2 separate regions of the Homo sapiens genome follow, and region 2 is linked to region 1. Evidence: chromatin loops called from intact Hi-C (ENCODE). Cell type or tissue: chondrocyte. All regions are shown on one strand. Links, peaks and the distances in the headings refer to the core of each region. The heading gives the core; the rest is flanking DNA. Region 1 holds the start of LOC105369310 (a long non-coding RNA gene). Region 2 overlaps LOC107984364 (a long non-coding RNA gene).

The links. A loop is a pair of places that touch in the nucleus more often than their neighbours do. Peaks named below come from ENCODE experiments on the same cell type or tissue, not always from the same donor. Only the 100,000 strongest peaks of a DNase experiment are listed, where the experiment ranks them.
Region 2: it touches region 1 in a loop (8-fold over the local background); 3 of 110 quality-filtered maps call a loop at or near these places.

Annotation. Positions count from the first base shown.
Region 1 is chr11:56,947,259-56,955,181 of GRCh38, forward strand. LOC105369310 (a long non-coding RNA gene) reads right to left here and starts at 5,085. Exons shown (of 3, transcript XR_950121.2): 1 at 2,517-5,085. In chondrocyte, for the core only: CTCF peaks have their summits at 3,457 (motif pointing right) and 3,656; no DNase peak of the experiment used is centred there.
Region 2 is chr11:57,244,924-57,252,846 of GRCh38, forward strand. It overlaps LOC107984364 (a long non-coding RNA gene), which reads right to left. Exons shown (of 3, transcript XR_001748067.3): 2 at 4,529-4,811; 3 at 2,431-2,785. Among named protein-coding and RNA genes, the nearest start is that of APLNR, 12 kb to the left of the region's middle. In chondrocyte, for the core only: CTCF peaks have their summits at 4,323 (motif pointing left), 4,988 (motif pointing left) and 5,197; a DNase peak (open chromatin) is centred at 4,249.

The DNA of each region.
Region 1 (7,923 bases), core at 1,065-6,064:
GGGTAACCTGACCTTTCTCTCTGGCTGCCCTTAACATTTCTTCCTTCACTTCAACTTTGGTGAATCTGATAATTATGTGTCTTGAAGTTGCTCTTCTTGACTATCTTTGTGGCATTCTCTGTATTTCCTGAATGTGAATGTTGGCTTGCCTTGCTAGATTGGGGAAGTTCTCCTGGATAATATCCTGCAGAGTGTTTTCCAACTTGGTTCCATTCTCCTTATTACTTTCAGGTACACCAATCAGAAGTAGATTTGGTCTTTTCACATAGTCTCATATTTCTTGGAGGCTGTGTTCATTTCTTTTTATTCTTTTTTCTCTAAACTTCTCTTCTTGCTTCATTTCATTCATTTCATCTTCCATCACTGATACCCTTTCTTCCAGTTGATCGCATTGGCTACTGAGGCTTGTGCATTCGTCATGTGGTTCTCATGCCATGGTTTTCAGCTCCATCAGATCCTTTAAGGACTTCTCTGCATTGGTTATTCTAGTTAGCCATTCATCTAATCTTTTTTCAAGGTTTTTAACTTCTTTGTGATGTGTTCAAACTTCCTCCTTTAGCTCAGAGAAGTTTGATCATCTGAAGCCTTCTTCTCTCAACTCGTCAAAGTCATTCTCCATCCAGCTTTGTTCCCTTGCTGGTGAGGAGCTGCAGTCCTTTGGAGTGGGGAGAGGAGCTCTGATTTTTAGAATTTTCAGTTTTTCTGCTCTGCTTTATCCCCATCTTTGTGGTTTTATCTACCTTTGGTCTTTGATGATGGTGACATACAGATGGGGTTTTGGTGTGGATGTCCTTTCTGTTTGTTAGTTTTCCTTCTAACAGTCAGGACCCTCACCTGCAGGTCTGTTGGAGTTTGCTGGAGGTCCACTCCAGACCCTCTTTGCCTGGGTATCAGCAGCAGAGGCTGCAGAACAGCGAATATTGCTGAACAGCAAATGTTGCTGTCTGATCGTCCCTCTGGAGATTTTGTCTCAGAGGGGTACCCGGCCGTGTGAGGTGTCAGTCTGCCCCTACTGGGGGATGCCTCCCAGATAGGCTACTCGGGGGTCAGGGACCCACTGGTGGAGGCAGTCTGTCCATTCTCAGATCTCAAACTCCGTGCTGGGGTAACCACTACTCTCTTCAAAGCTGTCAGACAGGGACATTTAAGTCTGCAGAGGTTTCTGCTGTCTTTTGTTTGGCTATGCCTTTCCCCCAGAGGTGGGGTCTACAGTGGCAGGCAGGCCTCCTAGAACTGCGGTGGGTTCCACCCAGTTCGAGCTTCCTTGACACCCTGCTTCAGCTCATGCTCCATGCACTGCACCCACTGTCCTGCACCCACTGTCCAACAAGCCCTGGTGAGATGAACCCGGTACCTCATTTGGAAATGCAGACATCACCCATGTTCTGCGTCGCTCACACTGGGAGCTGTAGACTGGAGCTGCTCCTATCAGCCATCTTGGAACAGCCCACCTAGTTAGCTCTTCTTGTTGAATTGATCCCTTTACCATTATGTAATGGCCTTCTTTGTCTCTTTTCATCTTTGTTGGTTTAAAGTCTGTTTTGGCTACCTTTATTTTTAAAAAATATTAGTCTAGACTCTGATGGAAGAAATATGGCATCATACAGAGAGCATTTTTGGACAGAAATAACATGGGGAAGAGAATACCTACACAAGCTGAAAGACAAAGAATTTATTTATTAACCCATATGTGTATTCCATAGTTGTAATAAAATATAGTTGGTTGTCTACCCACTATTCATTTTCCTTTATTTCTTCCTGAAAGGACTATTATTTTGTGTGGAAGGTAATGCAGCCATATAAATAAAGTCTTTTTGTCCAAGCTTCCATTGTAGCTATGGTGGCACTTGTCTTAGTTTGCATTCCTGAGATATGGCTGTGAGTAAAGGTCATGTACTGGGGGAGAAATTGTAGTGAAGAATGAAGCTTACCTAAAGACAAATCTGACCTTTGCCCTCAGCTACTGGGAGACAATCTCTGAATCACTGGAGTGTACTGCCTAATAAGAATGTCTTTCTTTGTTTGGAGGCTTTAGCCACTGGACAATCTAACAATGTGATTTGTGATGGGGTCTTTAGGATATTCTATGTCGATTTATACCTCCAGAGGCACTGGAGACTGAGGTATTATTCTGAACTTCCAGGAGTATCTTGAATCTTAGAGAGCAGTCAGTCATGTGGTCAGTAAATAATCAAGTCCCAATAAAAACTCCGGACACCAAAAGTTCATGTGAGCTTCCTGGGTTAACAGTACTCCATGCATATTGCGACAGTTAATGGCAAGAAAGTAACACATCTTTGAGGACTATTGTATTACACGTCCCACATGAGGTTACTTAAGGGTATATATTTGCCTGGTTCCTGAACCCTGAAGGCTGGGTTGTGAGCTAAGGCCATGGTGCCCAGTGAAGGAGCAGGTGTCCCTGAAAATCTAAACATCCCAGAGACTATCTGAGAACCTAACAAGAAAATCAGTCTCACTGCATTCACACAGTATACAAAAGGCCAAAAAATTACCTTAAAAGCAGTTTAGAGATGGGAAGAGGCATGGATCTCTAGAGCTCTCCTGCTGCTGTCCAAGAGTGTCCTGTAAGTCCTAATAAACACATCTGTGAGAAAACATTTTACATGGTCCATTTTCAAGATATGATAAATCTAAGTACTGGCAGCCAGCCTGCAGATGTGAGAAACCACACAGCTCATGCACCTAGAAATTCACAATAAGCAAACAGAATGTAGAGGATGGGTCAGCCCATAAAAGGGAAGTTTCATTATTGGCAAATCAAAACTTATGTGGGGAAGGAGACCAGGGCATAACCTTATAAGGGGGATAATGAAACTTAGGCAACATCCAGTAAGATTATAACCCCATAGTACTCAACCAGTGAGGAACTGGGGAAGGGACTCGTGTGCTAGGAGATAAATTACCTGCTGTAACTGCCCCAGGTGTGCCTGCCTGCCAGACACCCAATCTTGCAAGGCCACCATTAAAAGACTTGCTTCTGCTGTTCTTTGTGTCTCCGAGTCCATTCTCTGGGTTTCAACGGATGAATGTGTTTCTCACAAACTTGGGGGCTCATCTGGGATCTATGAGCCTGTGTGGAGTGGGACTCCAGTTGAGAAGGGAGATGCCTCCCACCTGATTTAGGTGGCCCTCTCTGTCCAGATGTCCCGGCTCCCCACAGAGGCCATAGACAAACCTGAGACTGTTATTCAGAAGGCAGCAGAGACGACACAGGGAGAAAAGCAGGCACAGCAGCAACCAGGCAACCTCGTTCATGAGCCAAGGTAGGAAAATTGGACTCTATGTACTGTCTTAGTGGTTGGAGGTCAAGTGTGTGTAACTGAGATGTATCTTAGATACAAAGTGAGTGCAGAGTTTTGTTCTCCTACAAGGGAAATGGCCAGAGATGGATGAAGCGATTCTCAGAGTGTGCAAAAAATCTCCAGTAGGGGGGGTTGAGTACACAAGGAAAAGTTCAGACACAGAGACTGACCAAAAATGGGAAACAGAAATTCTAGGCCTAGGGGACAAAGGAAAGAGGGAGTCAAAGAGAATTCCTCTGACATTTTCCTGGATACTCCTTTGGGGATAATGCTGCAGGTTTGGAGGGACAACCCTCAAACCAGGGACAAGGAAAAGCAAAAGATGATAAAGTATTCCTGTCTTATCTGGCTCAAAGTCCTCATTCATAAGCCTTCAGTGTTTTGGCCCAAATTTGGCTCAGATGAGGATTGGGTGTGCCAAGCTTTAATCCTCTATGTGAATGATAAAACCCCATCCTCACAAGAGGAGATAGGTTATGCTCTTAGCTGGATCAAGGAATTAGTCCCCACATTCCCTCTCAAAGAAGAAGAAAAAAAAACTAGTAAAAAGCCCTTGCCCAGTGAAAAGCCCTGGGACCCCCCTATCACACTTGCCCCCTCCATATATCTTACAATATAGGGGACAGAAAGATCAAGGGGCAGCAGGTGGGTTAGAGGAGGAAAGACCTGGAGACCATGGGGGAGCCAAACCAACTCTTCCTTTCAATCCTAATCCAAATTTAAGAAAATAATTAGAACAGTGTAAGAGGAATATTGAGAAATTCCCTATTCCTTTCACACAACAGGCATCTAGCATGTTTCCTCTTAGGGAAGTTCTCATGGGACAGGGAGAGAATGGCTTTGTAAATGTTCCTCTTACAAGTACTGAAGTTAAGAATTTCAAGAAGGAAATGAAACCACTCCTAGAAGATCCCCTCAGTTTAGCAGACCAGCTGGACCAATTCCTAGGACCTGGCTTTTACACCGAGCATGACCAGTTAATAGAGGCAATACCCTCTTGGGAAGAAGTTTTGCCAGATGAACAAAAATTTTCAAATGTCGATCCCAAATGGTATAATAATGATCCCAGGGAATGGACCCAAATGCAGGACCTCAGGGAACTATAATTAAAGGGATCAAAGAGTCCACTTCTAGCACACCAAATGTCTCAAAAGCATTCAAGATTCAACAAGAAAAAGAGGTCACTCCCTCTGCATTTCTACAGAGGTTCAGAGATCAAATGAGAAAATACTCCAGATTAGATCCAGAGGACCTAGTAAGGCAAAGCCTTCTGAAGGTTAACTTTGTAACTAAGAGCTGGCCTGACATTACAAAGAAATTACCAAAAAAACTGATGAATGGAATGAGAAACCAATTGAGGAATCACTGAGTGAAGCTGAGAAGGTCTTTGTAAGAAGAGAAGAGAAGCAGAAACAGAAAGCCAAAATCATAGTTTCCATTGTGGAAGAGGTAGTCAGAAAAAGGTTAGATCAAGATCCCCCTCAAAGTAGATAAGGTGTTGACACAGAGAAAGAAGGGAAACTCAGGGAAAACTCCTAAGACTAACTGGATGTTACAATTGTGATAAGCCAGGGCATCTTAAGAGAGAATGCCCTGAATGGAAGAAAGAAGAAAAGGTTATCCCTCTCATGACCATTGATGAAGACTAGAAGGGTCAGGGATTCTTTCTGAGTAGGTCTCACCAGGAACCCTTAATACATTTGAAGATGGGACCATGCTCAACACGACTACTTATCAGGGAAATGCAAGTCAAACTACAATGAGATATTTCTTCATGCTTGTTAGTATGGCTATTATTAAAAACACAAAATATAAGTGTTACAGGGATGTGGAGTAAAGGAAACCCTTGTGTACTGTTGGTGGGAATGTAATTTGGTACAGCCAGTATGGGAAACAGTATAGAGGTTCTTCAAAAAGTTAGAATTAGAATTACCATATCATCAAGCAATTCTACTTCTGGTTATTATCCAAAGGAATCTAAATCAGGATCTCCAGGAGATATCTTCATGCCCATATTTTTGCAATATTATTCACAATAGCTGCAATATTAAAACAACCTAAATGTCCATCAATGAATGAATAAAGAAAAAGTAGTATACACACACACACACACACACACACACACACACAGAGAAATAGTATTCAGTCTTTAAAGAACAAAGATGAAGGTATTACACTATCTGACTTCAAACTATATTATAAGGCTACAATAATCAAAACAGCATGGTACTGTTTTGACACAATCACAGACCCGTAGATCAATGGAACAGAAAAGAAAACTCAGAAATAAAGCTGCCCACTTACAACCATCAGTTCTTTGGCAAGGCCAACAAAAATAAGCAATGTGGAAAGAACTTCCTATTCAATAAGTGATACTGGGATAACTGGCTAGCCAAATACAGAAGATTGATTTCACCATATACAAAAATTACTCAAAATGGATAAAATATTTAAATGTAAGACCTCAAACTATGAAAATCCTATTTAAAAACCCTAGCGCGGTGGCTCACGCCTGCAATCCCAGCACTTTGGGAGGCCGAGGCAGGTGGATCATGAGGTCAGGAGATCGAGACCATCCTGGCTAACAAGGTGAAACCCCGTCTCTACTAAAAAAAATACAAAAAATTAGCCAGGCGCGGTGGCGGGCGCCTGTAGTCCCAGCTACTCGGGAGGCTGAGGCAGGAGAATGGCGTGAACCCAGGAAGCGGAGCTTGCAGTGAGCCGAGATTGCGCCACTGCAGTCCGCAGTCCGGCCTGGGCGACAGAGCGAGACTCCGTCTCAAAAAAAAATAAAAATAAAAATAAAAATAAAAACCCTAGAAAATACCCTTTCTCTACATCAGACTTGGCCAAAAAATTTTGGCAAAGTCTTCAAAAGCAACTGAAATAAAAACAAAAATTGACGAGTGAGACCTAATTAAAAATCTTCCTCACAGCAAAAGTAACTATCAATAGAGTAAACAGACAACTTACAGGATGGGAGAAAATATTCACAAACAATACATCCAACAAAGGTCTAATATCAACAATCTATAAGGAATTTAAACAAATTTATAAACAAAAAATAAACAACCCCATTAAAAAGTGGGCAAAGAACATGAACAGACACTTCTCAAAAGAAAAAAATATGCAGCCCACAAACATGTGAATAAAAATGTTCAGTATCACTAATCATCAGAGAAATGTAAATCAAAACCACAGTGAGATACCATCTCACACCAGTTAGAATGGCTACTATTAAAAAGTCAAAAGACAATAGATCCTGGCCAGGCTGTGGAGAAAAGGGAATGTTTATAGAATGTTGGGAATGTAAATTAGTTCAGCCACTGTGGAAAGCACTCTGGAGATTTCAAACAACATAAAACAGAGCTACCATTTGACCATTACCCATTACTGGTATATACCAAAAAGACACATGCACTCATATGTTCATCACCATGCTATTCACAATAGCAAAGACATTAAATCCACCTTGCTGCCCATCAGTGGTGAATTGGATAAAGAAAATGTGGTACATATACACCATGGAATACTATGCAGCCATTAAAAATAATGAAATTATGTCTTTTTTAGCACCATGGATGGAGCTGGAGGCCATAATCCTAACTGAATTAATGCTGGAATGGAAAACCAAATACTGCATGTTCTCACTTATAAGCGGGAGATAAACACTGAGCACATATGGATATAAATGTGGAAACAATAGACTCTGGAGACTACTAGGGGACAGAAAGGGAAGAGGGTATGGGTTGAAAGACTACCTATTGGGTTCTATGCTTACTACTTGAGTGCAATATAGTCATGTAAAAAACCTGCACATGTACCCCCTGTATTTAAAATAAAAGTTGAAATTTTAAAAAAATTATATGTGTTTGTGTGTATGCATGTGTATATGAGTGTATGTATGAATTAGTCCATTTTCACACTGCTATCAAGAAAGTACCCAAGACTGGGTAATTTATAAAGTAAAGAGGTTTGACTCACAGTTTCTCATGGCTGTGAGGCCTCACGAAACTTACTATTATGGCAGAAAACAAAGGGGAAGGGAGGCATGTCTTACATGGCAGCAGGCAAGACAGAAGAGTGCAGGGGAAAACTGCCAAACACTTTTTCAAAACCATCAGATTGCAAGAGAACTCACTCACTGTATTAGTCCATTTTCATGCTGCTAATAAAGACATACCCTAGACTTGGCAATTTATAAAAGAAAGAGGTTTAATGGAGCTAAAGTTCCACATGGCTGGGGAGGCCTCACAATCATGGCAGAAGGCAAGGAGGAGCAAGTCACATCTTACATGGATGGCAGTAGGCAAAGACAGAGAGCTTGTCCAGGGAAACTCCCATTTTTAAAACCATCAGCTCTCATAAGACGTGTTTAGTATCAGGAGAACAGCATGGGAAAGACCTGCCCCCATGATTCAATTACCTCCCACCAGGTCCCTCACCCAACACATGGGAATTCAAGATGATATTTGGGTGGGGACACAGCCAAACCATTTCACCCACTATCACGAGAACAGCATGGGGGAAGCACGCCCATAATCCCATCACCTCCCACAGGGTCCTTCCCTTGGCACAAGGGGATTACAATTTGAGA
Region 2 (7,923 bases), core at 1,972-6,971, 300 kb after region 1:
GGTGCAGAGGAAGTCTTTGTTTGGCTGAGAGGAGGGACTTGGGCAGGAGGCCGTGAAGACAGGAAGTACAGCAGAGGCAGGAAGGAGGTCAGGAAGAGGCTGACAGGACCAGGCCGGCTCACACCCAGCCCTGCCAGCCTTCAGGAGAGCAACATGGTGTTTCTAAAAATATTTACAGTGAGTCTACATTAATGAGATATATATCAGCACTGACAATGGGAGGATGCTGGGCCAGGCCCTCCAGGGTAGAAGACCAACGCAATTAGCCCAGAGGCTGCACAAAGGCAAGGCCAGCCTTGTGGGAAGGCCTTGTGGGAAGTCTTGGGGAAGGCCAGCCTTGCACAGCTAAAGGAAGAAATCAAGCCTTCCACCCTGGGGCCCAAACAGGCAATGGAGACCACAGTGCCCCAGAAACCTCCCCCGGGGAACAGAAAACATCCCAGATTCCTGGACCTGCAACGAGCATCTTCAACCTGCATCCCTGACCCCAATTCAGTGCAGAAATCTCCTCTACCACACCCACTCTGAGGACCATCCAGGGGTCTCTTGAATACCCCTGTTGACCAGACACTCAATCCTGCCTCCAGCAGCCCATTCCCATTCCAGTCTTGGCATCCCTACCCATTCAACCTTCAGGAGAGGAGAGTGGTTCAGAACATAGAGGCTGGAGTCAGGTAGCCACTTACAAGTCACTTTGCCATGGAGCACCAAGGAGTGTGATCATTTCAAGTCTTGGTTTTCTCATCTGTAAAATGGGAGTCATTAGAATATCTACTGCCCCAGGGCTGGTATAAGGTTTCAGCAAGGTAAAGGAGACAGCATGCAAAGAATGCCATGTGGACAGAAAGACACAGGCTAAGGTGCAAAGATGCAAAAGGAAGAATTTAAGGCTGGGTGTGGTGGCTCACGCCTGTAATCCCAGCATTTGGGAGGCCAAGGCGGGCAGATCACAAGGTCAGGAGTTCAAGACTAGCCTGGCCAAGATGGTGAAACCCCACCTCTACTAAAAATACAAAAATTAGATGGGTGTGGTGGCGGGCGCCTGTAATCCCAGCTACTTTGGAGGCTGAGGCAGAGAATTGCTTAAACCTGGGAGGCAGAGGTTGCAGTGAGCCGAGATCGCACCACTTCAACCAGCCTGTGCAACAAAGTGAGACTCCATCTCAAAAAAAAAAGAAGAAGAAAAGAAAAGAAAGAAAGAATTTAAAATGTCCTAGGACTAAAGTGACATAAGGCTAAGAAAATTAGCAAATGCCATTTTGCTGCTGAAGAGCTAACACTGCACTGTGCAGTGGGCGAGCCACTTGCCATGTGTGGCTATGGAGGGCTGGAAATGTGGCCAGGCAGATGGTGGGACACTGCAGGTGTAGAACACACACTGGGTTTCAAAGACTTAGTATGAAAAAAGAACGTAATATATCTCATTAGTAATTTTTTTCTATTGATTGCATGTCAAAATGATAACATTTGGATATATTAAAGTAAGTACATTGTTAAAATGAAGTCTACTTCTTTTGTTTCTTTTACTTTTTTTTTTTTTTTTTTTTTTTTTTGTGAGACAGAGTCTTGCTCTGTCACCCAGGCTGGAGTGCAGTGGCGGGATTTCAGCTCATTGCAACCTCCGTCTCCCAGGTTCAAGTGATTCTCCCGCCTCAGCCTCCCGAGTAGCTAAGATTACAGGTATGTGCCATCATGCCTGGAAAATTTTTGTATTTTTGGTAGAGACAGGGTTTTGCCATATTGACCAGGCTGGTCTCAAAATCCTGACATCAAGTGATATGCCCACATCGGCCTCCCAAAGTGCTGGGATTACAGGAGTGAGCCTCCATGCCCAGCCTCGTTTACTTTTTTAATGTGTCTACTAGGAAAATTAAAATCACATATGTAACTTCTGTTATAGTCCTATTGGATAGTGCTGAGCTGAAGGATCATATCTAAGCCTTAGGATGCTCACTCTGGAGGCATCTTTGAGGATGGGTTAGAATGGGTTAGGCTCGTTAGGAAACAGGTGCAGTTTTTCAGACCAAAGGCCCATATTAAGGAGAAGACTCCAATTCCAATTTTCCAACTACAGGTAGTTTGTCACCAACAAACAAAAAATAATAATAATAATAGTAATGGCTCTTACTTATTAAGTGCTTACTCCATGTCAGCAGGCACTGTTCTAGTGAAGGACCATGATTTTAAAAAGTGAACTCTGAAAGCAAAAATGCCTGGTTTTAAATCCTGGTTCTGCTAGTATACGAAGCCTCAGTTTCATCAACCTTAAAATAGGGGTAACCGTATATAGCATTGTCAGAACTACGAGATACTAGGCTTAGATACCAGACTTAGGTAGTCATCTCTTACTATTACTCCCATAGTAACAGGTAGTGTATTGCATCCTAATAGGTAAAGTTTATTACCAGGCACTGTATAAGCACACTCAAATGCTTTTTCCCAATGTAAGTTTTAATGCCATCTTTTACATTATGATCCCCATCTTACAGATTGGTAAACTGAGGTTCACAGAGTTACTTCACTGTCTCAGGACCATGTGGCTTCTGAGTAAGACAGAGAGGATTTGAACCCTTGGCTTTGACTCTAGAAGCCTGAGAGCTCTACAGCCAGGATGTGTTTTCCCAGCACAAGGCCATGCTTCTGCATTCAGATATGACCTGCTGTTGCTTCATTGGAGGGAGGGAGGAGATTTCTCAGCAGAGAAATCTCATAGATGGATCCCGCTCTCTCCGCCTGTCTGAAGGATGATGAGATTGAGTGGAGAAAAATTCACGTAGGCTCACAGCTATGATGATAAAAAGATAATTTGTAAAACCAGCATGTTTGTAATTACTCATTGACCCATAGACATAAAGATCAAGCTATGAATAACTCCACAATAGCAGCAATAACAATACTAGTGAATAATACTAGTAACTATTTACAATAGCAAAGACTTGGAACCAACCCAAATGCCCATCAATGACAGACTGGATAAAGAAAATGTGGCACATACACACCATGGAATACTATGCAGCCATAAAAAAGAATGAGTTCATGTCCTTTGCAGGGACATGAATGAAGCTGGAAACCATCATTCTCAGCAAACTAACACAGGAAAAGAAAACCAAACACAGCATGTTCTCACTCATAAGTGGGAGTTGAACAATGAGGACACATGGACAGAGGGAGGGGAACATCACACACTGGGGCCTGGTGGGGGGTGGAGGGCAAGGGGTGGGAGAGCATTAGGACAAATACCTAATGTATGCAGAGCTTAAAACCTTGATGATGGGTTGATAGGTGCAGCAAACCACCATGTCACATGTATACCTATGTAACAAACCGGCATGTTCTTCACATGTATCCCAGAACTTAAAACAAAATTATTAATAATAATAATAATGGCTCTTATTTATTAAGTGCTTACTCCATGTCAGCAGGCACTGTTCTAGTGAAGGACCATGATTTAAAAAGTAAACCCTGGAAGCAAAAATAGCTGGTTTCAAATACTAGTTCTGCTAGCATATGAAGCATCTGTTTCATCAACTATAAAATAGGAGTAACCGTATACAGCATTGTCAGAATTCTGAGATAATAGGCTTAGATACCAGACTTAGGTCCATGCCTGGCACAGGGCGAATGCTCAGTTAATATTTTCTGTTACAATCATCTCATTTAATCCCCACAATAACCCAATGGGTAGAGAGGATCAATAGTGATAAATGGGAATGATAATATTCCCAGTTTACAGATGCAGAAACTGAGATGCGAAACAATAAGAAACTTGTCTAAGCCCCTCCATTTCTCAGTATTGGAGATGGGATTCAGACCTAGGAGGGCTGGTTTGAGGATCTACAGTCTTAGCTACCATGGTAGACAGTTCTTAATCTTAAACAGTTTGTAAAGTCATATTTTTTTCTTATTCTTCTTCTTTAATGATACTTTCCATCTTAGTTCCTTGAAGTGTGGAACGTGCCTGCCCTGCCTGCCCGAGGCTTTGACAGAAGCCAGTGGGATAGTCAACAGCTTTGTGTGAGCACAGAGAGAGGTAGCTGCCCCAGATGCTGCGGGGCTCTGCTGATGAATGACCCATCAGTCCCACGGGTCCCACAGGTATCCAGCGGCAATCTACCCTTGCCAAGAAGGCACAACACTAGTGCTACAGCATCTCCCACTCTTAGGACTGCTCGGGCCCTAAGGATGGTTGGGGAGGTGGAAAGAAGAACTGGACATGGGTGAGCCAGCTCAAGCACAGAGCTGCCTCCTGAGCCTGGCTGTTTGGCTGCTGTGCCTCTGATGGCTCGGTGATGCTGACCTCTGGTGGAGATGAGCTGCTACTCAGCTTTGACCTCCCTCTGAGCACCAGGAGTCCCAGCACTGGCTTCCAGCCCCGCCACCGGGATGCAGACCCAGCAGCCTGAGACCCCAGAGGGTGCACCTAAGCCCAACCTCTCTCCTTATTCCAGGGCCCTGTGGTATCTGGAATTGTCTACCCTGGAACCTTATGGCTCAGGGGCTAGAAGAACCCTTAGCAAAAGGAACTTACCCAGCTGATGATTCTGACGCTGAACAGGCGCTAGAACCCAGCACAGGTCCCAGTCTCTTGGAGAATTAAGGCCTCGGCCTCTCCACCTAGTTCAGTGTTTTGAGCTACACATTCTCTTCTGACATGTGGTTACACCGCACTGTAATAATACATGTTATGACACTGATATAGAAAAAGAAATGTTCTTGTCTAATTATTTTCTGTTTGGGTGGTGCAGAAGTAAAACCAAGAGACGTTGAATCATCCTCAGTATTATTCATCACTCTTCCTCAAGCATGTCACTCTGTAAAGACAACATATGAAAGGGAAAATGTTACCCTGTTTTATTAAGGAAAATTATGGACTAGAAAAAGACTGCTTTTTTTTTTTTTTTTTTTTTTAATAAGCTGACATTGATAGAGAAAAGTTGAGCCAAATCTCTGGAGGCAGGAATCTCATTGCTGAGCACCCAGCGCCACCTTGTGGCTTCTCGCAGGACAGCGATTCCAGCTTCCACTCATTTCTCTACCCACCACTAAAAACATTTATTGAGCATTTCTTATGTTCCCTTTCACCTGTTTCTCTGCTGAGCCTCTTATCTGAATCTTTTATCTCAATGAACTTTGCACTGAAATCTCTTTCGATACACTCATTAATTTTAGCATGGGAAAAAGGGTGGCTACACAGTTGAGTTGGCCCACATAAGAAGGTGTCTATGGAGATATTCTTTATCCATGAGCCCTCCCAGTTATTCCAATGTCAGCCCTGGGACCCTGAAGATCACTCACAGATTTAATTAGACAAATCTCTTAAAATATGTGTGTATATTTTCCTTTCCCTCTTTCTCTTTCTGGAAATACGTTTTCCTGTTTCTCAGGCAGCAGCCACTCTGTTAAGACAGGGGAACTTCAGCACAGACAGGTTGCGGGGGACACAGCTAATTAGTGACTGAGCCAGAGCTGGGGCTTCAGGGCTTTGTGACTCACTCAAAAAATGTCCACTAAGTCCTTCCTCTGTAGGGGGCCCTATGCTAAGCTCAATGGTAAATCAAAACCCCACCCAGGATTCTGCCCTCGAAAGATAGAGCCTTGTCAGGGACAGAGGCATCTACTAAAGAATGATGTAAAAAAGTAAAGCTGTAACTGTGCAAAGTATTACAAGGAAAGCTATGTCCACAGACAGGATTTTTAGAGTCTGACTTTTAGAGACTTCAAAGGACTGAAAATATCATGGCCCCCTCCATAATCTATTTTAAATGAAAACAAACAATTTAAAGATAGGTGTAAAGAAATCCCCAAAAGCCTTATTTTTCCCATAATGACATCTTTGAAAGTATTTTATGCTAAAAGGAATCAAATAGCATGTTATGAAAAATTGGGAGTGACCCTGTTTCTCTAATGCCTGAAAGAGATGTTTAGCCAGCCTGTTGGGGAATCCAAGAGTGGATACATATATAATAGGAGTTTGACCTAGTCAGGAAAATTTGGAAAGACTTTCCTAAGAAAATGGTAACAGTACTGAGAGCTACAGGATAAGAAGCAGAGAGGTGAAAACCATGACGAACAATTACAGCAAGCACTGGGCAGATCGTGTACTTCCTGCAGAAGCTGGGAGCTTGAGACAGCAGAGGCTGAAAGAAGGTGGGAGAGGCTGGAACAGAGGACAATGAGGACTGTGTTGTAAGAGAAGACAAGGAGCCAGACCACACTGGGCTTTGTGGGACACCTTGAGGAGTTTTGCATTTATCCTCCAAGCAATGGAAAGCTGTCGAAGGGTTTTAATTGGCAGGGCATGGTGACATGATCCAGTTGGTGTTACAGAAAAGCCACACTGGCTGTATGCCGAAAGTGGATTGGCAAGAGGACAAGCACCTTAGCCTACTGTCCTAGTTTGTTTTGTGTTGCTATAACAGAATGGCATGGACTGGGTATTTTATATCAATAGAAATGTATTGGTTCATGGTTCTGGAGACTGGGAAGTCCAGTGTCAAAGTGGTAGCATCTGGCCAGGGACTCCTTGCTGTGTCATCCCATAGCAGAAGGTGGAAGGGCAAGAGAACACAAGAGAGCAAGAGAAAGAGCAAGAGGACAAGAGTCCAATAAGGAGACATTAATCCCCAGGAGAGATGATAGGAGCCTGGATTAAGAGTGTGGTAGATAAAATGGAGAGAAGTAAGTACACTTGAGCAATATGTTGGATTGGGTATGGGTGTAAGGAAAAGGGAGCTTTTGGGACGTCTCAGGTTTCTCACTTGCTGGAACTAAGTGAACATGGTGTGGCTGAACTGGTGAGCAAGCCCCAGTATCTACTTTCTCCTTTTTCCTTTAGTGATTGCACCGGAGTCTTCTTACATGCCAACTTCCGATCTTCTCAGGCTCACTTACCTTTTTTATCAGCTCTGGGAGGGTTCTGATGAACCCAAAGCAGGCACAGTCTGATAGCTCCCTCCCCTCTGGTCCCTGCTATGCCTTTCTCACCTCCCACATGGGCTTTTGCTGATTTCACTGGACTTGGCACGGTGCCCATGTTTTGCATGGAAACTCAGAAAAGCAAAAGAGTCGGCACTCCACTGAAAAATGTTTTGACCAATGAGAAGAGCTACTGGAGATATTCTTCCTGCATTCTCTCCCAGAGGTCTGGTCCTCAGGAACAGTTGATACAACTTCTTGGTGTCTTGTTTCTATAGATTGGTCAATTAACATGTACCCTCATATTAGTTGTCTCTCTTTTCTTCTTCACTCTCCTTGTTAGTTACTCCGATTTGTAAACTTTCAGCTCCAGACTCGCTTTCCAGGAAACACAGTGGTATGGTTTAAATGTGTCCCGCAAAATTTATGTGTTGGAAACTTAATGCCCGATGCTACAGTGTTGAGAAGTGGGAACTTTAAGAAGTGATTAGGTCATTAGGGCTCATGAATTGATTAATGGATGGATTAATACCGTTGGATAGACCAATGCTAATAAATGGATTAATTCCATGACCTCAAAGTGGGTTAGTCATCATGGCAGTGGGTTTCCAATAAAAGAGTAAGTTCAGCCCCCTTCGTTTCTCTTGCTCTCTTGTGTTCTCTTGCCCTTCCACCTTCTGCCATGGGATGACACAGTAAGATGTCCCTGGCCAGTTGCTACCACTTTGCCACTGGACTTCCCAGTCTCCATAGCCATGAGCCAATAAATTTCTATTCATGTAAAATACCCAGTCCATGCCATTCTGTTATAACAACACAAAACAAACTAGGACACTAGACTAAGGTAGTAACATAATATCCAAGTTTTAGCTGGGAACACACTACCCAGCTATAGACTAGATGTTCCACCTCCCCTTACAACTACCTGAAGCCTTATCAAAGTGATATGAACAAAGTAATGTGTGCTTCTTCTGGGTCACATTCTTTAAAAAAGGAAATTGCTTACTC